2 separate regions of the Mus musculus genome follow, and region 2 is linked to region 1. The links are chromatin loops, found by intact Hi-C in ENCODE. Cell type or tissue: heart. All regions are shown on one strand. Each heading gives the region's core, and the rest is flanking DNA. Links, peaks and the distances in the headings are about the cores only.

The links. Hi-C counts contacts between places; a loop is a spot of excess contacts. Peaks named below come from ENCODE experiments on the same cell type or tissue, not always from the same donor. Only the 100,000 strongest peaks of a DNase experiment are listed, where the experiment ranks them.
Region 2: it touches region 1 in a loop (8-fold over the local background); 10 of 42 quality-filtered maps call a loop at or near these places.

The regions. Positions count from the first base shown.
Region 1 is chr15:81,958,663-81,961,567 of GRCm38, reverse strand. Pmm1 (phosphomannomutase 1) reads left to right here and starts at 638. Exons shown (of 8, transcript NM_013872.4): 1 at 638-853. The coding sequence starts at 767. In heart, for the core only: CTCF peaks have their summits at 722 and 1,291 (motif pointing left); DNase peaks (open chromatin) are centred at 597 and 1,187; H3K4me3 peaks cover 1,315 bases; H3K27ac peaks cover 1,182 bases.
Region 2 is chr15:82,039,439-82,042,343 of GRCm38, reverse strand. Xrcc6 (X-ray repair complementing defective repair in Chinese hamster cells 6) reads right to left here. Exons shown (of 13, transcript NM_010247.2): 13 at 2,260-2,622. The coding sequence ends at 2,426. Snu13 (SNU13 homolog, small nuclear ribonucleoprotein (U4/U6.U5)) reads left to right here. Exons shown (of 3, transcript NM_011482.4): 3 at 1-999. The coding sequence ends at 238. Among named protein-coding and RNA genes, the nearest start is that of Snu13, 6.7 kb to the left of the region's middle. In heart, for the core only: a CTCF peak has its summit at 1,483 (motif pointing right); no DNase peak of the experiment used is centred there.

The DNA of each region.
Region 1 (2,905 bases), core at 271-2,770:
TACAAGTTAGAGATTTATGGCATATTGGCCCTTAGTAGGTTACTTTTGATTGGAAAAAAAAAAAAAGCAACAAACATTTCTCACAGTAGGTAAAAGCCATCATGGGATATTTTTCTCTTTTCTTCCTTCTCTCTCTCCCCCTCCCTTTTTTTGTTGTTTGTTTTGTTTTAAAAAATAGGGTCTTATCCAAGGCTGTCAAGGCTACAAAGGGAAACTCTTGTTTTGAAAAAACAAAACAAAACAGAGTATGTAGCCCTGGCTGGCCCGGAACTTGTTTTGTAGATAAGGGCCTCTGCCTCAGAAGGGCTGGATCACAGGTGAGCCAGCACGCCGGGTTCTCCCTGAGACTTCAAGCTCAAGATGACAAGGCAATACCTTCGTCCTACTAACCTTGGGAATCACAAGCAGAAGGCTCTGAGTCCCGCCCTTGCCCCCCAACCCCCCCCCCCCCCCACCGTAGGGAGCGCCCTGAGATCAACCTCAACCCGCTGGCCCGACACTGTCTTCCGGTTCAACCCCTTTTCCCGCCGGTTCCTATCTCCGTCGGGTACGAGGACTCTGACCCCGCCTACTGCCACGCCCCTCAATCCTAGGTGCCTGTACTCTTCTTTCGGCGCCGCAGGCCCCGCCCCCTCGCGGGAGGGCCGATGGCCACTGCTCCTCCCCGTGCTGCGCAGCTGGCCCCGCCCCGGCCCCGCCCGGCCTCTGTCGCACGCGACCCTGGCGGTGGCTGCAGCGACAGCGCTTGGCGCGCGGAGCTACAGCCATGGCAGTCGCCGTCGAGGGCGCCCGCAGGAAAGAGCGCATCCTCTGCCTGTTTGACGTGGACGGGACCCTCACGCCAGCTCGCCAGGTAAGGGCCTCGAGGTTCCAAAGCTCCCGCCCAGAGTCACGCCGGCATCCGTGACCCAGCGTGAAGCCGTCACTGCCATGTCAACGCAGACACCTGCGCGACCCTGTCGGAAACGTGGAGTGCAGTGGTACCGGCTCCTGTCACCGAGGAGATGGGACCCAGGCCCTCTCGGCCTTCCAGGCCTCAGCGCTCCCCGCGCGGGTTGGCATCCACGTTCCTGCCGGGAGCGCAGATGCTGTATCCAGCCTCCGGGAGGAGCGTCTATGGGCGATAGGGCGGGTATCCCCAGTTCCAGGCTTGCACAGGCCCAGGCTGGGCTCTGGGGTGGTCTTACCCCATTTTAGCCCTAGGATGCACAACTAGTCCGTCCTCAAGCTAGCGTGAGAACGCGGCGTTCCAGGCAGAGCTCCGTGCGCTTCTAAGCCCACGGTCGCCCTCTACTGAGGGCAAGGAAGATCTCTGAGTCTTTGCACTCTGGCGTCCATAGGCCTAAAACTGGGTTTAGCTCCTTAAGCCTCTTAGGATGTTTGTTTACCTTCCACCTGGAGTTGGAGGGAAAGAGAGCTGCTTTTCTGATGAGTTTTGGTTTTTGTTATTGGTATCCTTTTGGTTCCACCCATGTGAAGGTGAAAGGCCCCAGGGCTAGTCTGTTTACAATAGAAGCACTGTAAAAAATGGGAGTGCATTCTCCTGTCTGCACTTTATAGTTCACCCTCCAGTCTTTAGCCATACCTAGTTTTTCTCCCTTCGAGTCATCCTGGGTCGTTCTCACCCATCCTTCTACCTTTGGGATCACCGGGATGATCAGAGCAGAAATGGGGGTGGGGGGCCGAGCTACTGGGCAGAAGCCCGTGTGAACCTAAGTCTTAGCTTCCTGGTAGGCCTTCCACTCTCCAGAAGGAATCGGGCATCTTTCTTTCCATCCAGCAGAGGTGGATCAGGAAGATGCAGGATTGGAAAGGAGGTGGTCTAGCCTAGGCATGCCTGATCCTTGTGCTGCACTGACTTGGCAAGGCCTGAACAAGAACCGCCTGTCAATTTGTCTACTACTAGACAGACTTAATGCTTACTAGAAAAGCTTAATGCTTTTTTTTTTCTTCTTCTTTTTTCTTGTTTTGGTTTTTTTGAGACAGGGTTTCTCTGTATAGCCCTGGCTGCCCTGGAACTCACTCTGTAGACCAGGCTGGCCTCGAACTCAGAAATCTGCCTGCCTCTGCCTCCCAAGTGCTGGGATTAAAAGCATCCGCCACCACTGCCCTGCAGTTTAATGCTTTCCAAAGCTAATTTTTAATTATACATGTAAGTAATGAAAACTTTAAAGGCTAAAGACCACTTCGAACCTCGCCAGTATCCCAGGCCCAGCCCCCATCCTCGAGGTAGTATACTGGAGCCCCTTTATCTCAATTGCTTTGCCCACAGCACATACTAGACATGATTTTGTGAGGCTCTGTTTCTGACTTGGCATTATCCTGCTTATGGTATCCTGCAAGTTCCTTTAGACCATAAACAGCATGCTTTAAGACCTTGCCCCGTTGGAAGCACAGATCTGGCTTTATCTGTGCCCTGGTCTGGTAATGTTTCCAAGGAAGTATGTGTCACTGTCTGGCAGATAAGCATAAGAGTTGCTTGCAGCCAGTATTTCACTATTACAAACCATACCCCAAGGAGCAGAGAAGCTGAAATGCTAGTGGACAGGGGATGGACATGAGAGGTGTCAGTAGATGTTGCCAAATACTTTCAAAACAGTTGCACCAACTTATGTTTTTGTGGGGGCCAGAGTTCCCGTTTCTTCTCTCCCCTTGTCGCTAGCTAGCTAGAGTCTCTGATATCTGAATATATGGAAGTTTGAATTCCGATTCACTTGTTCAAATTTCCTTGGTGGAGAATCCTTTTATACTTTGGGCACGTTATTTCATTTAATGGCTACTGTGGTCCCCTTAAAGTGGCTCCTGGTGTGGCAGACATGTTGTAAAACGGGAAATGGGGCACAGAAAGGCAGAGCCCTCTGCTTAAGGCCTCTTGCTCAGATACATGAGCCAGAGCTAAGCAGGT
Region 2 (2,905 bases), core at 406-2,905, 81 kb before region 1:
CTCTGAGTTCATTGTGATGGCAGCAGACGCTGAGCCCTTGGAGATCATCCTGCACCTCCCTCTGCTGTGCGAAGACAAGAATGTCCCCTACGTATTTGTGCGCTCCAAGCAGGCTTTAGGACGGGCGTGTGGCGTCTCCAGGCCAGTCATCGCCTGTTCTGTTACCATCAAAGAAGGCTCTCAACTAAAGCAGCAGATCCAGTCCATTCAGCAGTCTATTGAAAGGCTCTTGGTGTAGGCTGTGGCCTCTGCCCTTTCCTGTCTACTGCCACCCTGTTTGTGTATCATATTGTCTGTTAGCATGTACTATTTTCAACCAGTTACTATTATATTGTACTACATCTGCGTTTTATATTTTTATTTTTGTCTTAATAAGGTTATTTTTCACCATCTCTTCATTCTCTTCTACCATAAAAAATGAAATGATAGCTAGGACAGGTGAAAGGCAGAATGTCACCATTTAACAACAGGAAGAACCAGGAGAAACTTAAGCCAGGGACAGTGTATACTTTCATCTGCAAACTTATTCCACTGCGCAGGGTAGGATGACAGTGACCCTGGTCCCTTGTGCCTTTGATATAAGAGCTCCATAAATGTTACTGACACTGAGGAACTTCCTTTGGGTAGCAGTCTCTCCCTCCCCTTATCATTTGAAGAAATTTGATGTTGGGCCTATGTCCGGGAGCCATTTATTAATGTCCTGTGTGTTTTTGATGTATGTAGTCTGATATTCTCCCATATCTGGGGCAGTATCAGTACAAAGGGATTCTGTGGAGATCGTGGCAATTTGCTGGAACTTACAGCAGAGACAGTGCTAGCAGGAAACATCCTCTCCTTGGTAAATGGGGATGTCTTATTGTGGAACCATTTGATGGCCGTGTTGGGAGCCCTTATCCTGTTCTTCCCACAGCGTGGGTCAGGTGTATTCTCCCTCACATGAAGAAAGTGATAACATGTTCATTATTGAGCATCCTAATAAATATGTTCATATTTCGTTTTAAATGAAATATGGCAGCTGTGCCTGATTTTCAGTTTTATCAGCTAATATTTTAAATGCTTAGCATTTCTAGATAACACGGGTTGGGGATGAAATTGAGACATGTTCTGGGTATATAAACCAGGTTGGCCTGAACTCTGCCTCTCTCCAAGACTAAAAACATTGTGTTTTGATGTGTTGGTGTTGGGAATCAAGCTGAGGGCTCCAGAAGTGCTCTGTCCCCAGTCCAGCTGTTTTACTTTGTGCCCCCTATGTGTGCTAAAGTAGCAAGCACATTCCTACCACAGAGCTCTCTCCCACTTAAACTCTTCACTAAGAGTTTGTAAAGTTGTCACCTATAAGTGACTTGGTAGTTTAAAATTCTCTTGTGCAGACTGTCACTGGAGTGTTATCATTCTAGGATTTCCTAACACTGACAAGTTGGCTAATTCAAACAGACCACCCTATGTTGGTATAAGTGTGCTTGGTGACATCACTGGCCTCTGCCCACTAGATGGCAGTAGTAGCATGCCACCTCCCCTGCCTCTTGTGCTTTACCCCTGCATCACACAAACTTAAAAGTTTTGGCTTGAAAAATCTTGCAGTGTTCAGATAACTACCTTAATAGTCACAGTAGAACAAATTCTGTTCATTTTTCTTTTTAGTCAGGCCAGAGTTCCCACTCCATCAGGAAGTGTCCTTGAAGATGAGGGCGTCTGAGGCCCATCTGTTCTGTTAGAACCTGCTTACCTACCTGGCCAGTTTGGGTGTTTGTGGGTGTTAGGGGTTCAAGTAGTTCTCTCTATACGTTCTCTGGCTAATCTAAAAGGAATTTGACTTTTATTTTTGGGTTTTGCCTGTTTTAAACATGTATGTCTACCATGTGTGTGCTCAGTGCCATGGAGGTCAGAAAACATTGGATTCCCTACAAGTGGGGTTATGGATGTTGTGGACCACCGTGAGGGTGCTGGGAAACAAACCTGGGTCCTCTGCAAGGGCAGCAAGTGCTCTTACTGCTGAGCCGCCATCTCTCCAGCCCTGGCATCATACAGGAAAGAAAACAGGTGGGGAGACATGGAAATACAATCTTGTTAAGGATTGTCACTCCAAAAGTAACCACACGACCTTGTCCTTGAGTCGTTTCCCTACCTCCACTAAGATGTTTTGTTTTTGCTGTGATCTGTATGTACTTCCATGGGGGAGAAATTAAGCTAAGAGCCAATTATCAGTAGCCTAGTTTCGAGGCAGCTATTTACCCATTCATACTGAAAAGTGCACAGTATAAAGTTAGAGCTCTTTATTCACAGAGTAAGGCACAGTGAGGTGGGAGACTGTAATCTCCATGATTTTGCACTTAAGTAGCTCTTTGTAGCTACCACCTAGCTTGGTAAGAACACAAGCAGGTGGCCTGGCTGCAGTGTAGAAAGTGGCTGGGCTTCTGAGCTTTAGTCAGTTCTTCTCCAAGTGTCTGATAAGAGCATCTAGCAGTTCCTGCTTCTTCGGCCCACTCTTAAGCCCATGAGCCTTGCATATGTCCTTCAGTGTAGGTACAGTGAGCTTACCCAGTGTGCCCTTACGAAAATGGGCCTTCAGCTCTTCTTCTGATAACTCTACCTTGGGCTTTTTACTCGTAGAACCTTCATCATCTAGAGAAAAGAGACAGGAAGGAAAGACCTGGAAATGCTTCCAGTGATAGCCCAGCTACATGGCACTGTGCACTCTTATGGTGTGTGTTGCATATGTAAAACCGCTGCTCATTCTCTGTAAGCCTATCCCCCCCCCCCTTTTTTTTTTTTTTTTTAGTTTTTCTCAAGACAGGGTTTCTCTGTATAGCCCTGGCTGTCCTGGAACTCACTCTGTAGACCAGGCTGGCCTTGAACTCAGAGATCCACCTGCCTCTGCCTCCCAAGTGCTGGGATTAAAGGCATG